Linked DNA regions of Homo sapiens: region 2 is linked to region 1. The links are chromatin loops, found by intact Hi-C in ENCODE. Cell type or tissue: B cell. All regions are shown on one strand. Each heading gives the region's core, and the rest is flanking DNA. Links, peaks and the distances in the headings are about the cores only.

Region 1 (6,817 bases), core at 1,533-4,032:
CATGGGGGCGGGTTTTCCCATGCTGTTCTTGTGACAGTGAATAAGTCTCATGAGATCTGATGGTTTTATAAAGGGCAGTTCCCTTGCACATGCTCATGTGCCTGCTGCCATGTAAGATGTTGCTTTAGCTCCTCCCACGCCTTCTGCCATGATTGTGAGGCCTCCCTAGCCATGTGAAACTGTGAGTCCATTAAACCTCTTTTTCTTTATGAGTTACCCAGTCTTGGGTATTTCTTCATAGCAGTATGAGAATGGACTAGTACAGCTTAGGTCTTGAAAGGTTTTCATGGGAATGGGAGTTTGAGAAGATGGTGAAGGATAAGGAGAGCTTTATGGAAAAGCTCAGACTGACTCCCTGCTTTCTGACTTACAGACTGTTTGGAAGATGGGAGGAAACATTTCCTGGGAAAGATGCTGAACATTCTGAATGTGTTGAGCGAGAGATTCTTGCAGGGCTTCCAGGGGGAGATGCACAGGAGACCAATATGCATGTCTGCAAATCACAGGAGAGGGTGGCCTGGAGAGAGAAACATGTGTGTCCAACCACGGGAGTGACAGCTGAGAACATTGTGTGCGAAAGATTCCGTACCCTGGGAGTGCGTAGCCTGCACACAGCCTCTTAACTCAAGAACTGATTCTCTTCCGTGTTCTGAATTTTCTGAGTGCCTTTTGCCCTTCTGCTTTTAGCCATCTACAATGCGGCCATTGGACTCTTATTGGGATTAGGTAGAAAAAGAAAAAAAAATGATGGTACTCAAATATACCTAGTTTTACTAACGATGAGCAGATGTGATGAGAGGATTAGATCCTTAGATAAAGAAGCTTAGGTCCTGCAGTGTGACCTGGGTTACTTGTGAAACTCAGTTTTTCTCAATACCTGTTCTCCTCTATCTTACCATGGATTCTGAAGCTTGAATTTTTTAAACGGTATTTTATCTTTATTCACTGTGTGAGAATATACATATACAGCTATGTTATTTCTTGTTTGTTTTTAAAATCAGTGGCTGGCCCTTGTTAGGAAAATAGATGAATTAGAATACATAGTCTTTGAGAACCATTTACAGGTAAATCTGTGTTATTTATTTTGCTGCTCTAGCAGTCTTCTGTTAGTATGAAATGAATTAACAAGATAGAATTTATGGCCCTTTTTAGTATTGAATTTGATCACAGTTGAGACATTGCCCCTGAGATAAAACTCCTGTCTGGAGCATTTTTACAGTGGAGCTTCCATTATTGCTTTCCTTGAGGACTGAGAATTGTCCTGATGATGTAAGGAACAGGTGTCTGATCCCTGTGAAGATGGTGTTCTCTGTTAGCAATAGGAAAACACTGACGTTCCTACTCTGTCCTTTTGGCTGAAACAGCAGCATCTAAATCGGAGCTTGTTTAAGTGGATATGATGGCTCTAAGAGAGACCCTGACAACAATGGTTATAGATTTCAGAGTGTGGACCACATTTGGATTTTGGGGGGATCCAGTTTTGAATAAGTAAACTGAAAAAGTCATTTTTGAGACAGTAGGACAAAATTGAACGTAGACTGATATTAGATTCTAAGGAATTATTGGTGATTTTGTTCTTTGGGAAAATGATATTGTGATCATGTTTTTAAATGTCCTTATCAGAGAAGCATACTGAAGTATTTACAGGTAAAATGATACCATGTTTGGGATTTAGTTTAAAAATACTGAAGCAAAAGAGTTGGAATGTATAGATAAAATCAGATTGGCAAAATGTTGATAATGTTGAAGGTGAGTAAAAGAGGTTTGTTATCCTATTTTCACCTTATGCATTTATGAACATTTTCATTAAAAAAAAGGTAACAAAAATGAATGTAGTAGCCAAGAAGAAGAGAAAGTTGAAGGTCTGTTTTTCTCTCATTTTGACACACAACGTCAGCGTGTCACACCTGTCAGTCTTTCTGCACATAGGGTGATAATCTTTCTGCCTTTCTGACCCAATAACTGAGGAATCTGACACCACAGCTAAACAGTTTGTGTGATGACAACACTGTCCCACCAGGACTTGGGGCAGCTTTCTGGCAGTTCCTATCTCATCTCCCTCAGAGGCTCTAGCCTCCAATGGGAATTCAGGGGATTCCTTGTCTCCTTATATTTTTGTGAGTTTTGAATGAGAGAGACATGAGAAGATAACTTGGGTGGAGTGAGCTGTGGAGATGGAGTAGAAGTTTAAATGTGAGGCATGTTTCTGCATAGGGACCTTGTGATGCAGTCATTGGCTCTTCTTTCCTATCAATTTAAACTTGTGCTGGAATCAGACCCTTCAGTCTTTCAAACCAGAGTTTAAGTCTGTGCTGTATCATGTGTGTGTGTGTGTGTGTGTGTGTGTGTGTGTGCACCTGTTTGTGTTTCTATCCTCACATCTGAAGTCTCTGCCCTTTGCAGACAGCATGATAGTGAAATGAGTTGATTACAAGGGGAAAATGATTTTAGTGAACCAACATGGGTCTGTTTGCTTCTTTGAATTATTCCCAGCACGATAGGATGTTAATATGTCATCTCAGAGGCAGATGGGCCCATCTATTTTGATCATCAGCTCTGTCATTATTTGGCGTTTAGAACCATGCCTTTCCTCGCAGTATCTTCAAGATACTTAGAGGAAGGCCCAGAGTTTTCTTGACACCAGCTGCTACTTTGCTTAAGCAGATGGAATAAATTAAGCCCCTCAGCCTCCCTATACTCATCACTATTAACCACATCCCCACAGCGAAAAGGCCGGTGATGGCAAAAGATGGTTGTTTTCTGAGGACATGGTAAAATGCCTTTGAGTCTCAGGGTGAGACTCTTGGCCCAGAATGTTCCTGTGTCTTACGTTTTAGCCTAGGGTATTTATTTGACTTGTTCAACTAATATTTCTACGGTACCTGTTGTGCACTAGTAGTGTCTGTGTTGAGTGCTGGTTCACAGAGGTGAACAGTTTCAGAGCAAGGTTTTCTGTTGACTGCTCGAGTTTCAGTTATGTTGGATATGGGGAACTAAAGGGTTTCAGAAACTAATGGAGTCCTCTTTACTTTTCTTTTTCTTCATATCCCTTCAGCAGTTCTAGGATACAATGTCACTAGCTCCTGACATCCCTCTCTAAGGGGAAAGCATGAGGGAAGATGGGGAGAAGTTTCCTTGTGGTGCAGGTTTGCTCTGGCAAGACCTTCTTCAGGGAGCAGAAAATTGTTATTCATTCATTCATTCATTCATTCAACAAATGTATCTTTGGTCCCTACTAAATGCAGGATACTCTAAATATAGGGACACAGAACAGATGTAACTGCATCTTACTTTCGGGATACATGCTTTCCCACTTCCAAATTTTCTTATATGCTAGAACATTTTCTCAATATCTTTGGAATTTTGTAGCAAATGCCACCTTAACAAAAACAACAGTATCCATTATTCTGTAGACAGAATGTAGAAGAACACAAACTCAGCTACCTCGGAGAGGAATGGAAAAGCAGAGTATTAATAAACATGAACTCATATCTTTACATTACTATGCATTCAAAAACTTAATGGCAGTTTCATTGACCAAACCAAATAGCTTATTATAACAGTGAGTCTTCATTCCAGAATTTGTTGCATAAAAATAAAATATTAGACCAGGTGCGGTGGCTCATGCCTTTGGGAGGACAAGGCAAGTGCATCACCTGAGGTCAGGAGTTCGAGACCAGCCTGACCAACATGGAGAAGCCCCATCTCTGCTAAAAATACAAAGTTAGCTGGGCGTGGTGGCGGGCGCCTGTAATCCCAGCTACTCGGGAGGCTGAGGCAGGAGAATTGCTAGGACCTGGGAGGCGGAGGTTGTGGTGAGCCGAGATTGCGCCATTGCCCTCCAGCCTGGGCAACAAGAGCGAAACTGTCTCAAAGAATACATCTATTAAAAATGTTAGAAATCCTAAGTTGTTAACATGTATTGCAATAAATGCAGGTGAAAATAAGTTGACATTCTTGATTTGACCATATTGTCATGTTGAGGTTTTAGAAATATTTTTCATTTTTTAGTTCTTGAAAAGTTATTAGGCAACTTATCCTTCCATTGAAAGTCACATCTTTGTACCTTGTTTAGAAACAGGAAGTGGTTACTTATACTTTCTGTTTTATCTGCTTCCATGTTGTTTGTGTTTTTTAAAAGAAGTATGTTTTTAATTTTTAGATACTTCTGTTTTGACTGACAGTGTAACTCATAATGATAAAAATTCAAATGATGCAAAACCTTTACTGGACGAAGAAGGCAGGGAGAATGTTGCTTTTCCACTCCTGATGTTCCTTTAGCAAAACATTCTAGGACACTCTTTGCCTAGGAACTTACCTGATTAGTGAATTTGGAGGGAAAAATCAGGCACAAAACTGTGGCCCCACTCCGTCTTCCTCACTTTCTCCTGGAGCTGGCCTGCTCACCCAGGGAGGTACCCTTGGTCACTGAGGACCACCGGTGTGAGGGAGGAATGTGCTGATTAACATCGCTGGGGAGCCCTAGGGGAGTCTCTTCGAAATCTAGAGATCAGTTTCTCAACTGAGAAAGAAAGGCTGTTTACTCAGTGTTTAAGCCACAATCTCAGATATCACCTTTATAAGTAATAAGGGTGATTTTTGATCCTTTTATGCTTACTGGTCTGATTTCTAAGTTAGTTTAGTGATAGGAGGAGAGAGGGTTATTTATTGGGCCTCCTTGAAGTGTACAACATGGTGAAAAAGTCTCCAACCCAGTAGGCATTACCACATCCTGTAAATGCTTCCCAAAATGCTATGTGCATATACGAACATATCTAGAAATGTGTATGTGTGCCTCTCCTCATTTTCTTTTACACAGTGGTGGATGCTGTTCTCTATTAGCCTTTTCTACTTGTTATATTTTGATGGTCTCTGATACTTGTTACTGGCTACATACTATTCCATAATATGGATTTGAATTAATTTTCTAACCAGGAAGAATAAAAACATGTTTCTATTTGAAACTCACACTCTGATCAACAGTGAGGAACTGTGAAGTTCTGCTGCTGGGGGACAGGATAGCAACTGATTTCTGTGCCTCCTTTTTCACATGGAAGAGGCATATCATGTATATATCTCTCTCTATGCAGGTGATAGACTTGACTTGGTCCTTGATAATAGAGACCACACTGAAAATTGACTATGTATTGACCTACTTTTTCAGAGAGCCTATTGCTGCCATTTATCCAGGAACTGTAAGCTGAGTAATAGACCAAATGTATCTTTAGGGCAGTTAGTAATAATTTTTATGAAGGAACCCCCTTGGTAGTGACATTTAAAAGTTATTCTGAAATGTTTGCATACATTTGTATGTTGAAAAAAATCAGATATCTTAGTGAAATTAGAATATTAGGAATATTTTCTATATTACATCTTGTGAGTCTGAATGGAGTTTCCATTCCACAAAAATCAGTGCATTTGAGTGTCTTTCCAGGTTTTTTCTCGGGTCATTAATCCCTAAGCAGACGTAGTTCTTGACAGAAGGTTTTCCAAGGGGGTGGTGTCGATTATATTTCTTAGACCTAACATAAATGATGTTTAACCAGTAGCTAACCCCTGATCTTTATTTCAGGTGTCTTTGTAAGGTAAGAATTTAGTCTCTCTTAAGTTATGGTAATTCATATCATCTTAGTTTTCATTTTTTGTCCTTTCAGTTCAGTTTCTCTTAATATTTCACTTAGAGACATTAACATATTCTGTTATGGGGGGTATTGCTCTTCTGCTAGCTAATTTGCCTTTTGTTTATAAATACCGATAGTGAGGCTGCTGGATTTTAGTGTATCAGTCAGGCTTCAACAGGAGAAACAGAACCAGTAGGAGAGACCTATAAAGAGATACATTGCAAGGACTTGGCTTACTTGATTTATGGGGGCGGTCTAGGCAAGCCTAACATTCCCAGGGTAGGCTGTCAGGAAGAGCAAGCTGGAGCTCTAGGGCACAGCTAAAGCTGTTGTCCCCAGATGGAATTTCTTCAGAGAAGCCTTAGCTCAGCTCTGAAAGCTTTTCCACGTATTGAATCAGGCCCACCCAGATTATCAAGGATAATTTCCCTTTACTTAAAGTCAATTATGGACTTAATCACGTCTAACAAATGCCTTCACAGCAATGCCTAGCTTAGTGTTGGAGGGAGTAACTGTGGGCACTAGCACAGTCAACCTGACAACTAGAACTGACCATCGCAGTGTGTTTCTCTGTTGCTTGTCAGAAATCTTCTGGTTCCAGCCCTGCCTGGAGCCATATTTGGTTGGCTGTGTGCTTCTCTTTCTCTTCGCCACCCCTCTTTCTTCTGCAGGTAAGCTAACTCTTAACTTATTGCTGTATCCTAAGCAACCTCGACTCTGCTCTGGAGCCAAACATTTGGTTTCTGCGTTTTCCTTTGGTCTTACATGATGTGTGTTTTCTCTTCTGTGCTATTTGTCTTACCAGGACAGAGTGTTCCTATCGTTCTCTTTATTAGCTAAAGTTACAGATCAGCTTGGCACCCTTTCCAGCAGGAGCTTTAGTTTTCAAAGACAATAGTTACAAAATTGGATTCTGCTTTCGTGGCTCTTAGCTGTTGCCATTGTTCTTTGTTGCCCTCACTTGGGGAAATGCCATATTGGAGGTTTGATAGGACTGATGCAGAATAAGAAATCTAATTGCTTCTCTGTGCTTTGTGCTGCCTCCTCAGAATAGTTCCCTTCCAACTTCCAGAACATTCTCTTTCAAGACATTGCCCTTTCATGTTGGGTTTCCAAAGTTACAGTATTCCATTCTCATTATCTGAAGAGCAATGTTTGTCAAATTTGCTTCTCTTCCCGTTAGAAAATATTCAGGC
Region 2 (6,817 bases), core at 1,431-3,930, 59 kb after region 1:
CTGTTGATGTTTTTTCACTAATACTGAGTGCTTGCAGAAGGCACTGTCCATGCCTTCTCCTCATAGTTATGCCATGAAGTAGTTCGTGTCACTACCTTATTTTATAGATGAAGAGAGAAAGACTTGGAAAGTTAAGTAAATTGCCCCAAGGTCTCATAGCTCGTCAGTGTTACAATCCGTATTTAAACTCCAGAATGTTATCTCCAGAAACCAAGGTAGGACAGGCTGAGTCGGCCTAAGCAACCAAGTACTTTGTGCTCTCCTTTGACTCCTCTTGATGAAAGGATAGGAAAGGAGTCAGAAAAGAGGCTGTTACAAGGAGTTATGCTCCCCTGCCTTCTCTGTTCAAATAAAATAAGTGTATTGTACACTTCAGAACAGCCTGAAACTCAGTGCACAGGTGGCTCAGGAACAGCGTTTTAGAGCCATAAATGTAAAGCTTTTGTAGCCATCCAGAGCTCTGCTACATATACCAAGGCCAGAGTAGGCCACAGCTTCTATATATTGAGTCTTGTCTGAGCTGAACCCACCATCCCAAATGTTGACTGTTGGCTCACTGCTCAGGAGGAATAGTTTCGTAGCCGGAAGTCTCTTCAATGGAACAGAGCCCTTTACCTTTCTTAGATTTTGTCCTAATGCGATATTTCCTCTATTGAGCATAGCTCTGACCTGCAAAGCACCTCAAATGCTCTCAGCCCAGAAACTCTTTTTTTTTTTTCTTTTTGCTGGTGTTACTTGAGTGTTTATTAAGGGTTAAGGTTGCTGACTTCCGTACCTAGAAATGTTGTCAAGTATACTTACATTTAATATACTGCCATGCATCAGGTAAGGACGACTATTGTATCCCTTGATTCAGTTCAACTTCATGAATATTTATTGGGAATGTACTTATGTTGGCAGACCTGTGCCAGGTTCTTTAGGGGAGAGAGACTACCCAACATCTTAGCTCCTCTGACCCATCTCTTGAATTCTGTGTATTTGCCAAAAAGGCTTATAACTGTTAACCTTTACCATCCTTTTATTTTTCAAATGAACATTCAGCAACTCGACTTCTTCTTAAACCAAGTAATTTTCTTAAATTAAAGTTGACAGAGAATCAATGGTTATTTTATTTTGCCTCAGACATAGAGGAAAGCTCTCCTATATGTTACCCATCGGGGAAAGGGCCCTCTTATCTTTTCCTTCAGAGCTTCTTTCCTCTCTCCAGTCGCAGGGGCACTGTTTTTTAGGTTTTTGTTTTGCTTTGTTTTTTTGTACCTCCTTTCTGAAAAGCACGTCTGTCACTTTACTGTGAAGAGGCAAATAGCAGGTTGTTTGCAGGATGCACTGTATATACACTTCTGAAGAGTGAGAACTTGTCTTTGTCCAGCCTGACATCCTTTATTAAATTTTTACTCAAGAGGTCAGGAAAGATAAGCTAGTCTTAAAAACTTGTCAGAAGTCAACGGTTTAGGTAAAGGACAGTCATTGAAGAAACCATTATGAAGGAAATTGTTGGGTGTATCTTTTTCATTAGTTATTCTTAGGTATGGAAAACACATTACCCCCACAGTCTTGTTAAGTCCTTAACTTGGTGGTACAGTTACACCCCTGGGTGTTGCTTATTCAACATTCTCAAAGAACAAGTTTTTCAAATCATCCAAATGTGAGTTATGGCTCTAATCATACAGATTCCATGACTCATACACAAAAATCAGCTTTATTATTTGATAATCACACGGCATGTGTTTAAACACTGAGGAAAATGTTTTGAGCGTTTGAAATACGATTACATATTATACCAGTCTGCTTTTAAGTCTTGTCCTTGGATATATCCTTCATGGTGGAGTTGACATTGCACCATTGAAGACTATATTTCATGAATAAGCACAAGGGTTTTTCTACTTTTGGCAAACTTCAGGTGCTTGGAAATTTCCAATTAGGGTGGCTGGTATCTATGCCAAGTGATTGATTTCATTTTATTTACTTTATTTGGAACCGTTGAAGGGATGATGTCTTCCCAAACCATTGTAATAATGAGTGGTATAAGTTAGTGTTCCAGAGGCCGAGAACAAATTTAGTTTTTACCAAAGGGACAAATGTTGACTTTTAAATATTTGTCAGAATCAGATAGTATATTAGTTTGCTAGGGCTGCCTTAACAAAGAACCACAAACTGGGTCGCTTAAACAATAGGAGTTTATTTTCTCATTGTTCTGGCGCCTAGAAGTCTACGATGAAGCTGCCCAAAGGTTTAGCTTCTCCTGAAGTCTCTCTCTATGGCTTGTAGAAGACCTTCTTGCTGTTCTTATGTGATCTTTCCTCTGTGCGGGCACATGTCTGTGTCCTAATCTCTTCTTATAACGACACCTGTCCTGTTGGATTAGGGCCCACCCTAATGATCTCACTTAACTTTAATTACCTCTTTGAAGACCCTGTCCCCAAATACGGTCACATTCTGAGGTACTGGCTGTTAGGCTTTCAACATGAATCTGAACTGTGTGTTCAGCCCATAAGAAATGAGAAGGGAAAAGGCTTCATGTGGTGGCCACTTCTCAGGGCCACTCTGTGTTAATAAGAGTTGTGTGGGCAGAACAGCAGTGGGGCTTAAGAAGGGGCATCCCTGGGAAGCAGATAAGGCTGAGCTTCAGATTTCCCTTCTCTTACTTGAGGGAATCTTCAGATTTAAAAAGAAAATAGATTTTGTAAAAAACTGACCTGGAAACAGTGTCAGGTATTTGTCGTCTCTTTAAATACTGTCATGCAAATCATACCCCTTCTGGTACCCTTGCCCTTCTGGGAGATGTCACCCTAAAAGGGGCTTTCCAAGCTCTGCTCTCAGCTTTCAGGCACCCACTCCGCTCTTCTCCAGGGCAGGCCAGAGGAGTTTCAGTCCTGTGAGTGTTAGTCATTGGAGAACCATGTAACCCCAACCTCCAAAAACAAGCAGATGCATTTTTTCTTTCTTTTTGCCTTGAGAGAATCTTTGGATTTTTGGTTTGTTTAGACATTCTGCATGAAAAGTCCTGTCCTCATCCGGTCTCCTGGCAAGTGTGCCCTGATGTATTCTCGTGCATGGATGTTTCCTTCTGATATACATTAACAACCTAGCAAATGCCTAGGAACAATGTTACTTTCTGTGCAACTATGTATTTTATAAATAATCATTTGCTGAAGTAATTTCAGAAAAGTTGAACTTGAGGATTTATAGTGGCTCTGCCCAAGGGTCATTCATCCTAGACTGTAAATGCAGTTACTTACAGGCCTTTTACCTGAAGTGGATCAAAAGGGGAAATACTTGCTCCATCTCATTCATCATCAAATTTAATTATCTTGCAGTACCACCTGTGGAAAAGTCAGGGGGATTCTGCTTACATTTCTACCCTGGAGGACACTGGCGTTAACACTTCTTATTAATTAGTTCTTCACAGTTTTTTCCTTTGATGAGTGATCATTTTCCTTTTAAATTTGCTAATCTTTAATATAATTTCCCCTGGATTCGATTACACATATACATTAATAGTAAAATTACAGGAATAGGAAAATTAAAGTATGTTTCTATTTCTGTGATTTCTTGGCTAAAGTTTAAAGAATGTATTGTCTGCTCACTTTATATTTTTTGTGATTTATGCTGGTTCTCTATGGCTAACTCACTTGATTAATCACACACATCTTTAAAACTTTTAAGCAAAAAAAATTACTTCTTCCCTATTCTGAAGCAACAAAATTGGGAGATTATTATTATTATTTTGAGACAGAGTCTCGCTCTGTCACACAGGCTAGAGTGCAGTGGCTGGATTTCGGCTCACTGAAAGCTCCGCCTCCCAGATTCATGCCATTCTCCTGCCTCAGCCTTCCGAGTAGCTGGACTACCGGCGCCCGCCACCACACCTGGCTAATTTTTTGTATTTTTTAGTAGAGACGGGGTTTCACCGTGTTAGCCAGGATGGTCTCTATCTCCTGACCTCGTGATCCGCCCACCTCGGCCTCCCAAAGTGCTTGGATTACAGGCATGAGCCACCGCACCCGGCCCAAAATTGGGAGATTTAGCTGAGTACATGTCCAAGGTGTTGGCCAGACACAGAACTTCCTTTGGAAGTTGCCACATCCAGCAACCCACTCTCTTAGGTGTTAGCCACCAGCTTTCCAAGAGAGGACATAAGCCAGTCTCCTGCATGTTCATGGCAGAATGTTACTTCTGCTTCCTACAGATGGTTTAGCTAAGGGGAAAGATCTATGTCTAATCAGTACATAGACTTTCAGACCCCTTCAAATACCCGTCGGAGAAAGCAGTCATGAAATCGCCCTTTGTAGCACTTGACAAGACACTTTTGGGGCCTCAGGAAGAAGTGTGTATAGGCGATCCATTTCTCCAGGTTCTTTGAGCTCCCTCTGTTGAGGTAAATCATCAGTAAACAATGTGCTTCTGATGTATTATTTCAGCTCCCAGCAGAAATGCCATCACTCAGGCAAGATTTAATATTGTGTCTTCAGCACCTGGGAGAAAAAAACTTTCATCGTTTGCACCATATGGTTGAAGACATTTATATGAAAAAGGCTTCTGTCTTTTGTAACATAAGTTGAAGACATTACTCAGTGTCCCTTATAAAGGGTCTTCCATAATAAAATTTTCCCTGAAATTAATGCCAAGATAAACAAAATCTGCCTTGCATGTTTCTCTTTTGATGAAGTTAGAACTATACTATGCAACAGTTTCCCTTTTCTGCCTTAGTTTCAGGCAAGTAAAGCTAAATCCGGTGCTCAGTTGGAGTAACTGACATCTCAAGTATGTACTAATGTCTCTTTCTGCATTCCTTTTAATTAATGTCTGTTATTTTTAACAACAAAATGTTCAGTTATATATTTAGTTTAATTTTGAAACTATTTAACATCCTTCTTGCAAGAATTAAACCAAATAACTAGTTGGCAAAAACCATAATTGTCCTTAATAGTTAGAGTTTGTAACAGTTTGTGCCTTAAAGATATAAACTTCTATTGTCTTAAAAATGCATTTATCTCAGAATGTACCAATGTGTGCAGCTCCACCCACCTCGCCATATACTGTTCAGTTTGTATAAATACACCTACTAAGACATGATGTCTGGGTCCCAAATGGACACATATTAGGTTCATGTCTTATAGATGCCTTTACATTCCTGTTAGAAAGTACTTAGCGTGTTGGTTTGGGAGCCTCATGCATGGGAGAGAGGTATACATCACAGAGACAATGATGAGTCTGTGAGTTCTCTGCAGTAAAACCCACCACACCCTAAACTTAAAGGCACAAATAATGTTAATGAAGGCTGGTCCTGTATCAGTTGATTGAAAAGAACAGTGATCTACAGAGATCCTTACATAGTGAGCATGATTAACATTTTTTCCTGCTACAAAAAAGTGTGAACTTTGACCAGACTATCATGTTTCTGCTCCTACCTGCCATTAACATGAGTCTGGTATTTATATGATTACTCCTTTTCCCCTTTGCCCCATAAGTGAAAATAAGTTCAATAAATATATTCACTAGACATCCTAAATGCTGAAAAGGACTGCTTGCTACATGTGACATTATAGTTCCATAATCTTGACAGGAAGCAGCACCCTTACACAATGACCTGTTCTCTCCTGATTTACTATAGCTGGGATGTAACACAAGTGACTTTGTGCTGTGTAGGTGAAACATTCTTAAAATTTTATGTATTCAGCTCTGAAGTAAATATGACAAAATATTACCATTTTTAAAATTCTGGATGGTAGGCACATGTGTATTCATTGTATTACTCTTTGCACATTCCTGTATGTTGAAATGTTTTTTATAATTTTTGAAACTATTATGTAATAGAGAAAAAAAAAGAGTCCACCATGGTTGTTTAGGTTGAAGAGTGGGTAAGGTTAGGGAGAGGAAACAGCCATGCCCTTCACCTGGCAGGCATGGAGATTTTCCAGAGGTTTCTGTCAGAGAAAATCACCTTAACTTAGTTTGGATTACTTCTAGATGAAAACTCTTTTTCGTAGCTAGGGAAGAAGTCTGTTATTTATATTTCTGCATGCGATTTATTCATGTGTCAGCCCTGGACTGAGTATTAGAGATCTCTCCATGAAAGGCTGACATGTGTGCACTGCTAGTGTCGGTGTCAGCTGTGTGAAATCCTATGCAGCCAGACTGTTTGCTCCCTGCAGGCCGCAAACCTAAAAGGGTCCTTCAGGCTGTCAGGTAGCCAGCGGGAACTGTCAAGAGTCTCAAGCCTGAGGTTCCAGTTGCAGAAGAACCTGCAGTTAACCAGTGTGTGAGGCCAAATTCTTTAAAATATGTTGAGATATCTTATTTGAAGAAAACCTTGTGCGTATTTGTGTATGTGTGTGCTCATGCACACACGTGTGCATGTACGTGTGTGTACATACATGTGTATGTGTACATGCATGTATGTATATCACTTAGTCTCTGCTTTTGTTGTTGTTAAAGGGAACAGTGTGACTTTCTGATCTATCTGACATTGGTTTGGGGCTGTGTGATGCTGCATGGCTTGATGCAGACTAGAATTCCAGATGCTACTAACTACATTTTCTAGGCCAGGGGCATATTTCTGCACGTGTGGAGGTGCACGCTGAAAGGAATTTTCACTTTTTAGAAGACTCACTGATCCAAAAGACACTTTTGCAGTAAGTTAAATGTAAGGGCAAGGGTTTGGAGGGGAGGGGAAAGTATGTGGTTCAGCTACTATTCTCACAGCCTTGGAGCATATGGCCCATGGTGGCTGGAGATACACACATCCAGGAGAGCTTCGATTTCGGGCAAGGCTGTGGGCCACAGTGCTGATAGGTTCAGCAGTGGTTCTCAACCT

The links. A loop is a pair of places that touch in the nucleus more often than their neighbours do. Peaks named below come from ENCODE experiments on the same cell type or tissue, not always from the same donor. Only the 100,000 strongest peaks of a DNase experiment are listed, where the experiment ranks them.
Region 2: a loop joins it to region 1, with 2.0 times the contacts of the local background. A loop is called at or near these places in 3 of 110 quality-filtered maps.

The regions. Positions count from the first base shown.
Region 1 is chr2:168,086,688-168,093,504 of GRCh38, reverse strand. The region is part of intron 10 of STK39 (serine/threonine kinase 39); the gene reads left to right. Among named protein-coding and RNA genes, the nearest start is that of B3GALT1-AS1, 150 kb to the right of the region's middle. RefSeq lists a silencer at 2,830-2,879. In B cell, for the core only: no CTCF peak of the experiment used is centred there; a DNase peak (open chromatin) is centred at 2,854; H3K27ac peaks cover 1,149 bases.
Region 2 is chr2:168,027,152-168,033,968 of GRCh38, reverse strand. All of the region lies in intron 14 of STK39 (serine/threonine kinase 39), which reads left to right. Among named protein-coding and RNA genes, the nearest start is that of B3GALT1-AS1, 89 kb to the right of the region's middle. RefSeq lists an enhancer at 2,804-2,853. In B cell, for the core only: no CTCF peak of the experiment used is centred there; a DNase peak (open chromatin) is centred at 2,818.